Linked DNA regions of Homo sapiens: regions 2 and 3 are each linked to region 1. A link is a loop called in an ENCODE intact Hi-C map of the cell type or tissue named here. Cell type or tissue: heart right ventricle. All regions are shown on one strand. Links, peaks and the distances in the headings refer to the core of each region. The heading gives the core; the rest is flanking DNA.

Region 1 (5,307 bases), core at 270-5,269:
TTTTGCCATGTTGGCCAAGCTGTTCTCAAACTCCTGACCTCAGGTGATCTGTCTGCCTTGGCCTCCCGAAGTGCTGGGATTACAGGTGTGAACCACCACACCCACCTCAATCTACTGTTAATGGACATTAGGTCATTGGTTTTTTTTTTTGTTTTTTTTTGTTTTTTGCCAACAATACTACTATGAGCATTACTGCGTTTATAGCCTGGTTTGTGTGTGCAAGAATGTCTCCTGGATGTATACCTTGGAGTGGACCTGCAGTGTTGAGCCTTCCTTTGATTCACATCCTTGTCTGTTTGGGTTCTTTTCCATGCAGATGCCAATAACTGGGACCACAGGATAAAGAAAGTACTGGGTAGCCCCATGGAAAACACAGTATGCTTCCTCAAAAAGTTAAACATAGAGTTACCATGTGACCCAGCAATTCCACTCTTAGATATGTACCCAAGAGTATTGAAAACATGCTCACACAAAAACAAGTATGCCGATGTTCATAGCAGCTTACTCATAATAGCCCAAAGGGGCGGAAATGACCCAAACGTCTATCACCTGATGAATGGGTAAACAAAGTGTGTTGTCTCTATATACTGGAATGTTATTCAGCTATAAAAAGAAATCAAGTATTGATACATGCCCCACCATGGGTGAACCTTAAGAATACTGTGCCTAAGTGAAAGAAGCCAGACACAAATGACCACATACTGTAACTTCCATTGGAATGAAAAGTCCAAAATAGGCAAGTTCATAGAGACAGAAGGTAGATAAGTTGTTTCCGGGTGCAGGGGGAGGGGAGATGTGGGGAGTCACTGCCAAAGGGCACAGAGTTCCTTTTTGAGGGGATGAAATTAGACAGTGGTAATGGTCTCATCTCATATGTTTGTGAATACACTGAAAAACACTAAATTGTATACTTTAAAAGGGTGAATTTTGTGGTGCATAAATTCTTTTTTTTTTTTTTTTTTTTGAGATGGAGTCCTGCTCTGTCATCCAGACTGGAGTGCAGTGATGCGATCTCAGCTTACTGCAACCTCCGCCTCCTGGGCTCAAACCATCCTCCCACCTCAGCCTCCTGAGTGGCTGGGACTACAGGCGCACATCACCATGCCCAGACAATTTTTGCATTTTTAGTAGAGACGGGGTTTCCCCATGTTGGCCAGGCTGGTCTCAAACTCCTGACCTCAAGTGATCCACCTGCCTCGGCCTCCCAAAGTGCTGGGATTACAGGTGTGAGCCACCACACCCGACCCATAAATTCTTTCTTAATAAAAATGTAAATAAAATCACAATATCTTTATCATTGATTTATGTATTCAAAACACACGCATTAAGTACCTAAGACACGCCAGACATTCCCCAGCACGTTGCTGGGAAACACTGTATGAGTCAGACGTGGCCCCAGTATTGATCAGAACCATCCCCAGGCTCCTGACAGGTAACAAATGGCACATTCAAAAAGGGTCGTTGAGGAGAGTTTCATGAAGGGACATTTGCAGCCATGTGTGCAGGGCAGAGAGGAACTAGTTGAAGGCATGGTGAAGCATTTCAGGGTTGGTGACACATGGCAGCTGTTACTGCCCAGACAGGCAAGGGGAGAAAGTGGTTACTAGAGCCTGGTAAGGGTTGCAGCAGAGGGAGCGGGCAGGGTCCACAGCAGGGAGGGAGCCATCCTGGCCTCATTGTCCTCCACTCTCTCATCTCCTACTTGTGCCTCCCCTTAGGGGACACAAACCGGAAGCCTTTGGAGTTGGGAGCTTGGGGATCCTCCGTGGATGGGAACTGCGCGTGGGCGACCCAGGAGTCTGCAGAGACCCCCGAGGCACAGTCCCCATTGGTCAGCCTCCTGAGCTGTAGGCAGGAGGGGAGAGGGCTGGAGAGTGAATCGAAAGAAACAAACACAGTATGTCCAGCTGTTCCCATCCTCATAGACTCTACTTTTTATTTTTTATTTTTTTATTTTTTGAGCAAGGTCTTCCTCTGTCGCCCAGGCTGGAGTGCAGTGGCGTGATCACAGCTCACTGCAACCTTGACCTGCTGGGCTCAAGCGATCCTCCCACCCCAGCCTCCCCAGTAGCTGGGACTACAGGCCCATGCCACCACTTCAGGCTAATTTTTTAATTTTCTTTTTTGTAGAGACAGGGTCTCACTATATTGCCCAGGCTGGTCTCAAACCCCTGGGCTCAAGCGATCCTCCCACCTACCTCGGCCTCCCAAAGTGCTGGGACTACATTCGTGAGCCCCTGTGCCCAGCCAGCTCTACATTTTGAGTGAGGAGACAGACAGAAAAATGAAATAATTACAGAATGTGATCAACAAACAGGCTGGCATGAAGGAGGGTATCTTGGTGTGTGGGTGGGTGATGGGGTCACTTCAGATCTGGTGCTTGGGAGGATCTTTCCAAGGAGGAGGTGCTGCTTCAGCTGGGACCTGAAAGATGAGCACCTGGGTGATGAAGGCACTGTTTATTGAGATAAGAAAGCTTGGAGGAGAAACAGATTTGGGGAAGGAAACCAGGAATCCCCCTGGTTTCCTGTAAAGATAGGACATATATGCAAACACAGAAAAACAACAACTCCAGGCCCAGTGAGAATCCCTGGGGCTGCTGGAGAGGCTGAGCTGGAGCGGATGGCTGTGAGCTGACACCCAGGGCCTGCCTCTCGGAAGCCAGGACATGTGTGGACTGCGCCCTCCCTGGAGGTTACACGGAGTGCTGGCGCAGCACGCTGGCTCCGGGCCCTCCCGCTTGCTCTCAGGGCTCCTTCCAGCGTTCACTGGGACATTTGCCATGTCCTAGGTCCTTCTCTTACAAAGGCAAGAAGGGCCAGGCGAAGGGAGTGTTCGCCGAAAACCAAACGTGACACAACCTTAAATATAGGCAGGTGCTCTGATCTGATAGCACGGGTGGCCCCAGGGAGAAACATGGACTTGCCAACCATGAAGGGTCCAAAAATCTACTTAGAAAAACACTGAGGCCCATGATTAATACTGAGGTGCCCGGAGCACCAAGAGAGAAAAGCAGGCCCAACATCCTGGCTGGAGCAAAGTCAAGAGAGAAGGAGAGAAGGCAGCAGCCAGCACATGGCTCCTCCTGCGATGGGTCATCGCAGCATCTCTGTCCCGGCATCAGCCAGGGCCCACCTTCGGGTGCTTCCAGCCCACTCGACTCGGCACATCGCTGTATTTTCTTCCATCGAGATCTCTCCCCACTGGCTCTTTGCCCAGCCAGTTGCCCACAGACTGGAAAACAAAAGCTCACTGCCTTCCCTGGGGACCTGGGCTTAAGGGATGGGCCTTGGGCAGGCTGGGCGGATGCTCTGTTGATTTTTTTTTCCAAGTGCAGAGAATGTGACAGCCAATTCCTGTTGGAAGTGGCTTTTGTTTTCTTTGGAGCATGAAGCACTTTTCCTTTCTCTTGATTGTTTCAGTTCAGGTCATGTTTAGGATGGAGATGATTTGCTAGCCTAATTGCATGCCTTCCAGAACTGTGGTTCTTAACCTTTTGGGACACAGATCCTATTGCAAACCTGATAAAAAACTACAGACCAGTTCTCTAAAACACACACACACACACACACACTCTCACACACACACACTCACACACACACACACACACACTCACACATGTAAATGCCCCAAATTAAATTTTTATTTGTTAAATTTTATTTAAACTTTAAAAAATTTTAAAAAATAGGCTGGGCATGGTGGCTCACACCTGTAATCCCAGTACTTTGGGAGGCCAACATGGGTGGATCACCTGAGGTCAGGAGTTCGAAACCAGCCTGGCCAACATGGCGAAACCCCGTCTCTACTAAAAAATTAAAAAATTAGCTGGGCGTGGTGTCAGGTGCCTGTAATCCCAGCTACTCGGGAGGCTGAGGCAGGAGAATCATTTAAACCTGGGAGGTGGAGGTTGCAGTGAGCCAAGATTGCACCATTGCACTCCTGGGCAACAGAGCAAGACTCCATCTCAAAAAAAATATAATAATTTTTTTTTTAAAATAGAGATGGTTGTCTCACTATGTTGACCAGGCTAGTCTCTAACTCGTGGCCTTAAGTGATCCTCACATCTCAGCCTCCCAAAGTGCTGGGATTATAGGCAAGAGCCACTGTGCCTGGCCCCAGATTAAACATTTAATATCAACCCTAGTAGATTCAGATCCCTTGGGTTAAGGCAGTAAGTCCTTCCCACCTCTCTTCATCACTCCTAATCCCCACCCTCACAACAGCTTTCTGTTCAGTCTGGATCTTAAAATTCCTCTTCTTTAGCACTCTGCAGGGGCCGGCATTTCTCGCCTGGCTCCTGCCTGAATTAATCCCATGTGTTCAACCCGCTGAGGAGCACAAGCTCTTGCTAGCTCTGGCCGCCTCTGGTTGAAGGGTCCAATCCAGTGGCATGCCTATTTTTCAGTAGAATGCTCCAGTAAGATTTGTAAAATCTTTGTCTTATCCATGCCTCTTTCTGATGGAGGGGCCAGGCAGTGCGAGTCTTGGCAGATTGAAGAAGAGGTGGCACAGCTTTGGATGAGACTCTAGGGAGACAGGCGTTGTCTGGTTTTCCAGAAGCAACTCACTTTGCCAAAAATACCAAAAATAAAATGACTGTCTAGACACTTACATGTTAGACGCTCTCATACGAAGACAGACTTGATCCTGAAGGTCATTGACTTAGACATCAATGACGAGTCAAAGGGGCTCAATTAAATAAACACATATTGTGTGCCTGCCATGTGCCAGACAGAATTCTAGGCACCGGGGGTACTTGGTGAATAACGCACACAAGGTACCAGATGATTTTAGGTAGCGACAAGTGCAAAAATGAACATAAAATAAGTTGACATGATCCATGTGATGGTGGCAGGAACATCATCAGAGATGTCCCTAAGAAAGCAGGATTGGAGCTGAAACCTTCATTTGGAGAAGGAGAGCTCCAGGCAGAGGAAAGAGCTGCTGCAAAGGTTCTGGGGTTGGAACAAGTTGGTTTGCTTGAGGAACAGAAGAAACGCATGTGGCCAGCGCAGAGTGAGGCCGGGGAGATGAGAGATGAGATGGGAGAGGTAGGCGAAGCAAGGTCACAGTGGGCTTTGCTTGCCATGGGAATGAGTTGGGATTTTATTGCAAGGGTGATGGGAAAACAATGGAGAATGTAGAGTGGAAACGATTTGTATTTTTGTTTATTTATTTATTTTTTTGAGATGGAGTCTTGCTCTGTTGCCCAGGCTGGAGTGCAGTGTTGCGGTCTCCGCTCACTGCAACCTCTGCCTCCCGGGTTCAAGTGATTCTCCTGCCTCAGCCTCCTGAGTAGCTGGGACT
Region 2 (5,307 bases), core at 62-5,061, 49 kb after region 1:
GCCCGGCTAATTTTTGTATTTTTAGTAGAGATGGGGTTTCACCACATTGGTCAGGCTGGTCTCGAATTCCTGGCCTCATGTGACCCACCCACCTCGGCCTCCCAAAGTGCTGGGATTACAGGCGTGAGCCACTGCGCCGGGCCCTTTTGCATCTTGATCATAGTAGTGGCTGTGAGACTGTATACATTTGTGACAACTTGCAGAACTGCCCACTAAAAAGGATACATTTTACTGCATGTACATTATGCATTATTAAACCTGACATTAAAAACGCAAAAGCTGAAAAAAAAACTGGGGCCTAGTTAGTGGCCCCAGAAAGAAAATACCTATAGATTCCTTTTTTTTTTTTTTTTTTTTTTTTTTTTTTTTTGAGACAGAGTTTTGCTCTTCTTGCCCATGCTGGAGTGCAGCAGTGCAATCTCGGCTCACAGCAACCTCTGCCTCCCGGGTTCAAGCAATTCTCCTGTCTCACCCTCCCAAGTAGTTGGGATTACAGGCATGCGCCACCACGCCTGGCTAATTTTGTGTTTTTAGTAGAGACGGGGTTTCTCCATGTTGGTCAGGCTGGTCTCCAACTCCCGACCTCAGGTGATCTGCCCGCCTTGGCCTCCCAAAGTGCTGGGATTACAGATGTGAGCCACTGTGCCCGGCTAGATTCCTTTAAATTCAAGTGTTTATTGCAATGTGTTCTTCCCTGTAGCATTTTTACTTTTGTAAAAAGAGCCTGAAACTTTTGTATAAAAAGAAGGGTGGCTGTGTGTGCATGTGTGCATTTATTGTATATGCATAAAGAAACTCTGGAAAGATACACAAGAAACTAATAACATCAGAGACTGTGGGAGTGGGATAAGAATTAGGGAGAAGGAGGACTTGGTAAGGGAAAGAGAAAGAAAATTGTGTGTGTGTGTGTGTGTGTGTAATGTATATAATTTTTGAACCATGTGAACAGATTACCTATAAAAACATTAAATTACCAAAAAATCAAAAGGTTGAAAAGAAAGGGAAATGCTTAATCCCTAGGTGTGACTCTCCACTGGAGGAATCTGTAGGGGGTGGGATTCTTGTGGCAGCTACATCACATGAGCGTCTGCTTCCTGGGCCTTGGCCCCACCCACCTGGTTTAGTAAACTGGAAGCAAGACTGCGTTCCCGAGCAGATGGCCCAGGGTGGCTCCTGGTCCGGTTCAACAGAGAGTAGCTCTAAGCACACGCCCTTTCTTCCCCAGACATCTCCCCAGTGTGTATTCCAGTGGTAGACATTCCTTTTAGTCTTTCACCCCACAATTGGAATAAGACTTCACATTGCAGGTTTTCACCGAAGGAGTAATGATGGGCCTAAATTCATACTTCGTTGTAAATGTCTGATATCAGATTCTTAGACTCTTTCCCAGAGACCTGTTTTGTAAGAGAGCGATCAGACCTTATGAAGGTCTCAGGCTCCTGAAATCTAGGGCAATGGAGGCTTGGAAGACACAAGTTAATTACTTCCCAGTCTTGGCCGGGCGCGATGGCTCACGCCTGTAATCCCAGCACTTTAGGAGGCCGAGGCGGGTGGATCACGAGGTCAGGAGATGAAGACCATCCTGGCTAACACGTGAAACCCCGTCTGTACTAAACATACAAAAAAATTAGCCGGGCGTGGTGGCGGGCGCCTGTAGTCCCAGCTACTCGGGAGGCTGAGGCAGGAGAATGGCGTGAACCCAGGAAGCAGAGCTTGCAGTGAGCCGAGATCGCGCCACTGCACTCCAGCCTGGGCGACAGAGCAAGACTCCGTCTCAAAAAAAAAAAAAATATATTACTTCCCAGTCCTGTTTGTGGCAGACCTAGATGAAAGTTCTAGGAAACACATGCTTTGGAATCAGCCTGAACTTGAATCTCAGGACCCAGTCTGTTCCTACCTGTGAGCCCTTGGCCAAGTATTTCTCCTCTCTCTGTCTCGTTTTCTCATCTGTGAAATGGGAATGCTAATAACACCTTTGCCGGATGAGTTGACATGAGAGTAAGAGGCGAGCTTGTGGGTGACCGCAGGCAGTGCCATGAATGACCCACTTTAGGTGCTGAGCACCCAGGAGCCCTTCTTAGTGCGATTTGCCTGGGCTGCCTTGAGACCACACATGTGATGCGGGGGTGGGGGGGAAAGGGTAACAGAGAGGAGCAGTGACATGGAACAATCCCAAGAATGAAAGCAGGGCGGCGGGGCTGACTCACCGGATGACTCACTTCCTTGCCCAGGGATGTTCTGAGCATCCACGGAGCTGCTTCTCATAGTTCTCATACCCTTGGTTCCTTCTCTGTGGGGAAGGCAGGAGGAAGATGCCCCTCCTCGCCCAGAGCAGGGATCAGAATGTGGGACCTTCTCCGTCATACCCAGAACCATGGAGACTAGCTGGCACCCCATTTTTTAATTCACAAAATAACAGTCCCCATAAGATGTAATCTTTTTAAGGAAGAATAGTTTTTGCCCCAGGAGTACAGGAGAGATTCTAGACTCCTTTTGCCCTTTTCCAAATTATCACAGGGAGATCTGGACCCCGTAGAATATTTGAAAGTGCAGAAAAATGCAAAGAAGCAGAAAAAATCACCTATAATCCTATCGTTTAAACTTTATCACAGTGATGAGTTTGGTATTTTTCCATTCTATTTTTTTTCTCTGTATTTTTTCATTATATAGTCAAGTTTCTGCAGTCTATATCAGCACTATTCAAAGGAAATATGCAAACCACAGGTGTGAACCATATATGTAATTTAAAATGCTTCAGAAGCCTCATTAAAGAAAAATAAAAACAGGTGAAATTGTGTGTGTGTGTATGTGTGTGTGTGTGTATATATATATATATATATATATATATTTTTTTTTTTTTTTTTTTTTTTTTTTTTTTTTTTTGAGATGGAGTCTCACCCAGGCTGTAGTGTAGTGGCATGATCTTGACTCACTGCAACCTCTGGGTTCAAGCGATTCTTCTGCCTTAACTTCCTGAGTAGCTGGGATGACAGGTGCCTGCCACCATACCTGGCTGAATTTTTATATTTTTAGTAGAGACGGGGTTTCGCCATGTTGGTCAGGCTTGTCTCAAACTCCTGACCTCAGGTGATCCGCCCGCCCTGGTCTCCCACAGTGCTGGGATTACACGCATGAGCCACTGCACAATATATTATATTCAACCAAATATTTCAACAATATCATTTTATCATATAATCAATATAAACATTTAGCAATTTTTATGATTATTAAATTAAAAATGAGATATTTTACATGCTTGCACATCTGAATTCAGAGTTAGCCACATTCAAGTGTTCAGTAGGCACGTGGGGCTGGTGACTACCATGTTGAACAGTGCAAGCCTGTGCAACCCCTTTTTTTTTTTTTTTGAGGCAAGGTCTTACTCTGTCACCCAGGCTGGAGTGCAGTGATATGATTATGGCTCACTGCAGCCTTGACCTTCTAGGCTCAAGTGATCCTCCAGCTTCAGCCTCCCAAGTAGCTGGACTACAGATGTATGCTGCCATACTTGGCTAATTTCTTTTTCATTTTTTTAGAGGTGGGGTCTCACTGTGTTGTCCAGGCTGGTCTCGAACTCTGGCCTCAAGCAATCCTCCTTCCCAAAGTTCTGGGATTACAGGCATGAGCCTTGTCTGGCAAGTTCATGCAATTTCTAACTTGCTTTTGTTTTTGCTTAAATTACATCCTAAGTATTTCTCATATCATAAAATCTCTTTTGAAAAAGATAACTTTTATGAATTTCAATAACATGTATTTATTATCTAATACCAAAGGTAATATATTGGTTCGTGTTTTGGTTTGGTTTTTGTTTCTGGCCATTCAAGAACAATTTATGTTAGCTGTTTGATATAATTACTTCCCGACTATTTTCTCAGCAGACATTCACATTGAACAAAAATTGGATGCATACAATATGTACTGCTTTATAACCACCCTTTTCATTTATTGATATGTTATAAACATACAATGTCAGAGTTACACATGAGCCTGTATCCAGAGCCAAGCAGCCCAAACAACTGTTCTCTTCTCAGCAGTGGGAGGGGTAGCATTTGCATCCCCACTTCTCAAAAGTGGGAACTGAGGCTTAGAAAAGTAAAATGATTTTCATGATTATGAAGTTGAGATTCAACCCAGGTCTTTTGATTTTATCTCCAGAGCCTTTCATTTTTAACATATGGTCTCCTTCTGGAAGGAGGCATGGAAGGGATCCAAGATATGCCAAAGAAGCAATTTACAAATTAACGTTTGGAGTAGCATTCTCAGTAAATTGGGACTGTCTCCACCCATAGTTTTGCCTAACAAGCTTCCCGATCACCCAGGTAAATCCTTTTCCCTCCTGCACTCACGTCTCTGCAAGGCTGCCATCTCCTTGTGGGACACTCCCTCCCCATTCCCACCATGAAACGTAACTCTGTAACTTCCAAGAAAGAATCCTGATGGTCTAAGTCAGAGTTTATCCATCTCAGCGCTATTGATATTTGAGCCACATAATTCTTTGTTTTAGGAGGTGTTCTGTACTTTGTCGGATGTTTACTATCCTGACCTCTACCACTAGGTGCCCGAAGCACTCCTCCCCCGCCCCCCAGAAGTGACATTCAAAAATGTCTGCAGACATTGCCAAATGTCCCCTGCGGGGAACATCACCCCACTTGGAGAACCACCCCTCTAAGTATTATCAGATGGAGAAAATCTTTCCTAACTCAGTCATTTGATGCTACCCACAGACTAGATAGAGCAATTACTTCTTTGTTTTTCTTTTTTTCTGAGACAGAGTCTCACTTTGTTGTCCAGGCTGGAGTGCAATGGTGTGACCTCAGCTCACTGCAACCTCCACCTCCCGGGCTCAAGCGATTCCCCTGCCTCAGCCCCTCGAGTAGCTGGGATTACAGGCATGTGCCACCACGCCCAGCTATTTTTTTGTATTTTTGGTAGAGATGGGGTTTCATCATGTTGTCCAGGCTGGTCTTGAACTCCTGACCTCAAGTGATCGCCTGCCTCTGCCTCCCAAAGTGCTGGGATTACAGGTGTGAGCCATTGTGCTGGCCAACAATGCCTTCTTATGCAGACTGCATTGCTCAGAAAGATAGGAACGTTTTCTCTCCATCATTGAGTCTCCAGTGTCTGCGTATAGTAAGCACTCAACAAATGTGTACACAATTAAGGATGCTGGTGATTTTTTTTTTTTTAATCTTACATCAAGCTTTTCAAGACTGAGCTAATTGCACACATGTCCTATATCGTGATGCCCTTTAAAGAGCATTTCTATCTTTTCCTGGACTCCTTTTCTCCTGGAGTCCTGTGCCTTTC
Region 3 (5,307 bases), core at 221-5,220, 77 kb before region 1:
CATAGACCTTCCTTGTCACACAACCAAGCAAATGTACAACTCAAAGGAAACCAGGAAAAGACACAAGAGGTGTCCAAGTTCAGCTTCAGGAGGTCTCTTTTCTATGCTCTTCCACTCCCCCCCTTCCTCCCACACAGATGTTCCCTATAAATGAGCTTGGCTCTATGCAGCTCATATCAGAATGGGATTGTCCAAAACAGTTTGAAGAGAGGAACTCACACTTCCTGAAATGATTATCTCTTGACATAAATTCAAATTTAGGAAGGAACCGTCTAAGCCTTTTATAAATACCCATGATGCCCATATGTGACTCAAGACTGATTTTGTTTCCTCCTGTCCTCTTGGTACCTCTTTTATCTTACTATAGTGATGCTATGGCTTCGGTTCATGACTACAGTGAGTGACAGCTGGGATCTGGCCCTTTCCTCCTGCCCCAATTCATAAATGGTGGGCGTTTCTCATATCTCGAGGGCCCAGGTGCTTGGAAATACTGCCAAATATTCCTTTCAACTTAAAAAAAATGTAATTATACTGGATTAGGTTATGCATTCACATAATTTAAAAATTCTGAGGATACAAAGAGTATAAAGTGAAATTTGTTTCCCCATCTATGTTGTCCAGTTGCCCAGTTCCCTTCCCCAGTTCTACCAGTTCCTAGAATACCTTCCCCTAGATAGATATTTTGTACATGTTTAAAATAACATGTTTTAAATATTTTTAGTAGAGACAGGGTTTCATCATGTTGGCCAGGCTTGTCTTTACAGGCCCAGCATGGTGGCTCACGCCTATAATGCTAGCACTTTGGGAGGCAGAGGCGGGTAGATTGCCTGAGCTCAGGAGTTCAAGACCAGCCTGGCCAATGTAGTGAAACTCCGTCTCTACTAAAATACAAAAAATTACCCAGGTGTGGTGGCGCATGCCTGTAGTCCCAGCTACTTGGGAGGCTGAAGCATGAGAATCTCTTGAACCCGGGAGGTGGAAAGTGCAGTGAGTTGAGATCGTGCCAGTGCACTCCAGCTTGGATGACAGGATGAGACTCTGTCTCCAAAAAAATTTTAAAAATAAAATAACACATTTATATTTTCTCCCCTCCTTTTATTTTTTTATTTTACATTAGCAATAGAACACTATATGGGCCAGGTGCAGTGGCTCATGCCTGTGGGCCGAGGTGGGTGGATCACCTGATGTCAGGAGTTCAAGACCAGCCTGGCCAACATAGTGAAACCTCGTCTCTATTAAAAATACAAAAATTAGCTGAGCGTGATGGTGGGCGCCTGTAATCACAGCTACTCGGGAGGCTGAGGCAGGAGAATCGATTGAACCCGGGAGGCAGAGGTTGCAGTGAGCTGAGATGGCGCCATTGCACTCCAGCCTGGGCGAAAAAGCGAAACTCCATCTCTATCTCAAAAAAAAAAAAAAAAAAAAAAGAAAAGAAAAAAAAGAAAGAAAGAAAAAGAAATTAGAGAAGTATCTGGGATTTAGAAAGTTCAGAAAACTTGGAGAAGGGCCTTTGGCCCATGCGGTGGTTACTGAGATGCTCATTGTTTACGTGCAGTTGACTTCAAGATAGAAGGTTCAACCTCAGTGTCAAGCTCAACCTCCAGGACCCTCTTGGAGACTTCCAAGACCTAGGATGGCTGGGCATTCAGTGCTTTGGGAGCTGCCATCCTTCACCTGCTAGGGTTCTGTGTGGGATCGGGGTGGGGGTCTCTGTTACTCAGGAAACTGCCCTCCCTTCCTCCCAATTAGATTTGCACTTTATTACTTTTTTTCTTTAGCTTTTTTCGAGATGGACTTATACTTAAAAAAACCTGCTCTTAGATAATGGGTGGCAGGGGGGTAGAGGGGATTTGAGAAGACCTGGAAAATTCCCAGGTCTCCACTAAATAAGAAAACTGGAGAGTAAGGGGACTGGAGAGGAACGGAGAAAGAAATGTATTTTCTTTTCTTCTTGTAATCAGAACTGTAGCTTGCAATATTTTTTTCCCAAGCTTCTAAGAGAGTTTTGCAAACAATTGGAGTAATTAAAAGTTCTCAGAAGTAGCCGATGGTGCCCTTTTCACCGAGGGAATGTGGGCCAAGCATGATATATTAAAAGAGAGGGAGCTGCTCTATTGAAGTTAAAAATAATCTGTCACATGGCTAATTTGTTGGAATGCAGCAATAAAGGGCTGTGGGCAGAGGGAGAGCTGGAAGCAGCTGGGAAGTTTGCAGGCAGAGTGCACGCCCTGGGGACTGTGTTTGTAGGGAGAGAAAACAGTGTTACAGCTGCCTTAGGGCACCTTATCAGAAAACCCACAAAATGGGCAGGAAGAAGGAAGAGTAGGTTTGAGTCCAGAGCATGACCTTTGGGCTTATCAGACAGTGAAGGGATGGGTCAGAACTTGTCACCTGTGTTCACGGGATGCTGATTCACTCAGCAAGGATGAAGTCTTTTCAGATCCCCCTGCATTTGAATCCGTTTCAAAGGAATACATAATTCAAAGGAAGCTTTTGATCCGAAATCCATGGGAAAACCAATCTATAGGGTCTTGAGCGAAAAAAGTTCAAGCCAGGAATACAAATCCTAGTTTGGGGGATTGGGGATATTATAATTTTTGAAATGTTAGAGTTGAAAGAGAGAAAACAAATTATTTAGTATAATCCCTGAATTTTCCCTTCCTTCCTTCCTTCCTTCTTTCTTTCTGTCTTCTTCTTTTTTTTTTTTTTTTTTGAGACAGAGTCTTGCTCTGTTGCCTGGGCTGGAGTGCAGTGGCTCGATCTTGGCTCACTGCAACCTCTGCCTCCCGGGTTCAAGTGATTCTCCTGCCTCAGCCTCCTGAGTAGCTGGGACTACAGGCATGCACCACTGCGCCCACCTAATTTTTGTATTTTTAGTAGAGATGGGGTTTCACCATGTTGGTTAGCCAGGATGGTCTCGATCTCTTGACCCTGTGATCTGCCTGCCTCGGCCTCCCAAGTGCTGGGATTACAGGTGTGAGCCACCACGCCCGGCCTACTCCCTGAATTTTCTACATGAGGCAACAGGCTCAAAGAGGTTGATTTGCTCAAGGTCACTCAACCAGCAAGTAACAGAGCTAGATTCAAACCCAGGTCTTTAGCTAGAAAGGAAGGGCATAGTGGTTAGCAAATATAGGGTTCAGAATGCCCTGATGTCAAATCCTGGCTCTACCAGCAGGACCCTTGGGCAAGTTTCTAACTCCTCTCAGTGTTAGTTTCATCATCTGTAAGATGGGAATAACAATAGTACCCACTAGAATTGCTACAATGTATGTAAAGTGCTAAGTATGACATCCAGCCTAGAGGAAAGGCTTAATCAAACACTAGATGTTATCATGCCACAGCTTTTTCATCACCCTGCATCAAATTTCTAGAGCTTTCCGCAGATTAACTTGTCCAAACATCCTCTTTGGTTTGGGTGGGATTCTCTTTCTCCCTTTCCCACCTCCAACTCTCACCCATTATATATAAAGAAAAAGAGGGTGGCCGAACTTTAACCTCTCTATCCTCTGGTAGACACTTTCGCTAGCATTTCCTACATTGTAACACACCCATGAGACTTGTTTTCTCTTAAGCTACATGCCCTCCGGCCTGTATTTTCAGTATGGTTTCCAAGTTGCTGACAGGCAGAAACGGTGCCAACATGAAGAAGCAAGTATTGCTGCCCCAAATGCAGCAGCAAGATGTGTTTGAATGTTTTAGAATAGATGATCATTTTTCAAATTCATAATGGGCACCGCTCACAGAGGGGGCTCTTAACATACAAGGCAGGTCTGGGCTCATAGTTAGCACTTCTGGAAAGTGGAGGCCGAGTTCTGTGTGTGCACATACCAAAGAACAGGAGCCTACCTCCAGCAGCTTGGGCAAAAGCAAAGGTGAATTTAGTGGCTCAAGTAACCAGAAGACCAGATTTCATTGATGACTAGATTCAAGTGTTCACTAATTAGACACATTTCTGCTTTGTTGGGCTCCATTCTTCAGACTGATTCTTTCTACTTGGCAGAAAAAAAAACATCTACAGAGAGTCTAACCTTTACTTTTTCTCCAGGTTAGTTTTTTTTTTTTTTTTTGAGACAAAGTTTTTGCTCTTGTTGCCCAGGCTGGAGTGCAATGGTGTGATCTCGGCTCACGGCAACCTCCACCTCCCGGGTTCAAGTGATTCTCCTGTCTCAGCCTCCTGAGTAGCTGGGATTACAGGCATGCGCCACCACGCCCAGCTAATTTTATATTTTTAGTAGAGATGGGGTTTCTCCACTTTGGTCAGGCTGGTCTCGAACTCCCGAACTCAGGTGATCCACCTGCCTCGGCCTCCCAAAGTGCTGGGATTACAGGCTTGAGCCACTGTGCCCAGCCCTGTTTTTTTTTTTGTTTTTTTTTTTTTGAGATGAAGCCTCTCTTGATTGCCCAGGCTGGAGTGCAGTGGCATGATCTCTGCTCACTGTAACCTCCGCCTCCCGGGTACAACCAATTTTCCTGCCTCAGCCTCCCGAGTTAGGGCTACAGGTGTGTGCCACCACACCCGGCTAACTTTGTATTTTTAGTAGAGATGAGGTTTCACCATGTTGGCCAGGCTGGTCTCAAACTCCTGGTCTCGTGATCTGCCCGCCTGGGACTCCCAAAGTGCTGGGATTACAGGCATGAGCCACCCTGCCCAAACTGGTCAGTATTCTTAAGGAAAGTATGTCACGCCTCCCTGAGTTGTCTTTCCCTGATTGGCTGCTTTAAATCACATGCCTATTCCTGAAACAATAGGGCTAGGAGAACAGGCTTCTCTGATTGGACAGAGTGGATCACATGCCCAACCCTTGTCACCAAGGGAAGGCGGAGCATACTGATTGGCAGCACCACTACTTCACACAGAATGGAAGAGGAACAGTTCCTAAAAGAAAAATTGGAGCTACAGAAACCAGAAGACAGGGAAAGGGATACAAAAGTCCATGACAAGACCTACGTGCATTTTCCTTGGATGGTGGTTCATAGCTTGCTTCACATCCTCAAAGTTATTGTATAATCCAAGAAATAGTAAGACTTTTGGGGCCAGGCACGGTGGCTCATGCCTGTAATCCCAGCACTTTGGGAGGCCGAGGCGGGTGGATCATTTGAGGTCAGGAGTTCGCGACCAGCCTGGCCAACATGGTGAAACCCTGGCTCTTCTAAAAATACAAAAATTAGCCGAGCATGGTGGCGGGCGCCTGTGATCCCAGCTACTCGGAAGGTTGAGGCAGGAGAATTGCTTGAACATGGGAGGCGGAGGTTACAGTAAGCTGAGACTGCACCACTGCACTGCACTCCAGCCTGGGTGACAAA

Evidence for each region. Hi-C counts contacts between places; a loop is a spot of excess contacts. Peaks named below come from ENCODE experiments on the same cell type or tissue, not always from the same donor. Only the 100,000 strongest peaks of a DNase experiment are listed, where the experiment ranks them.
Region 2: it touches region 1 in a loop (2.9-fold over the local background); 7 of 110 quality-filtered maps call a loop at or near these places.
Region 3: it touches region 1 in a loop (2.1-fold over the local background); 23 of 110 quality-filtered maps call a loop at or near these places.

Annotation. Positions count from the first base shown.
Region 1 is chr16:69,479,499-69,484,805 of GRCh38, forward strand. No RefSeq gene overlaps it. Among named protein-coding and RNA genes, the nearest start is that of CYB5B, 58 kb to the left of the region's middle. In heart right ventricle, for the core only: a CTCF peak has its summit at 2,678; DNase peaks (open chromatin) are centred at 2,743 and 3,213; H3K4me3 peaks cover 1,006 bases; H3K27ac peaks cover 2,814 bases.
Region 2 is chr16:69,528,639-69,533,945 of GRCh38, forward strand. No RefSeq gene overlaps it. Among named protein-coding and RNA genes, the nearest start is that of MIR1538, 35 kb to the right of the region's middle. RefSeq lists enhancers at 988-1,282, 1,270-2,469, 1,739-2,448, 2,028-2,322. In heart right ventricle, for the core only: no CTCF peak of the experiment used is centred there; a DNase peak (open chromatin) is centred at 2,193; H3K27ac peaks cover 990 bases.
Region 3 is chr16:69,402,351-69,407,657 of GRCh38, forward strand. No RefSeq gene overlaps it. Among named protein-coding and RNA genes, the nearest start is that of TERF2, 19 kb to the left of the region's middle. In heart right ventricle, for the core only: no CTCF peak of the experiment used is centred there; no DNase peak of the experiment used is centred there; H3K4me3 peaks cover 498 bases; H3K27ac peaks cover 2,992 bases.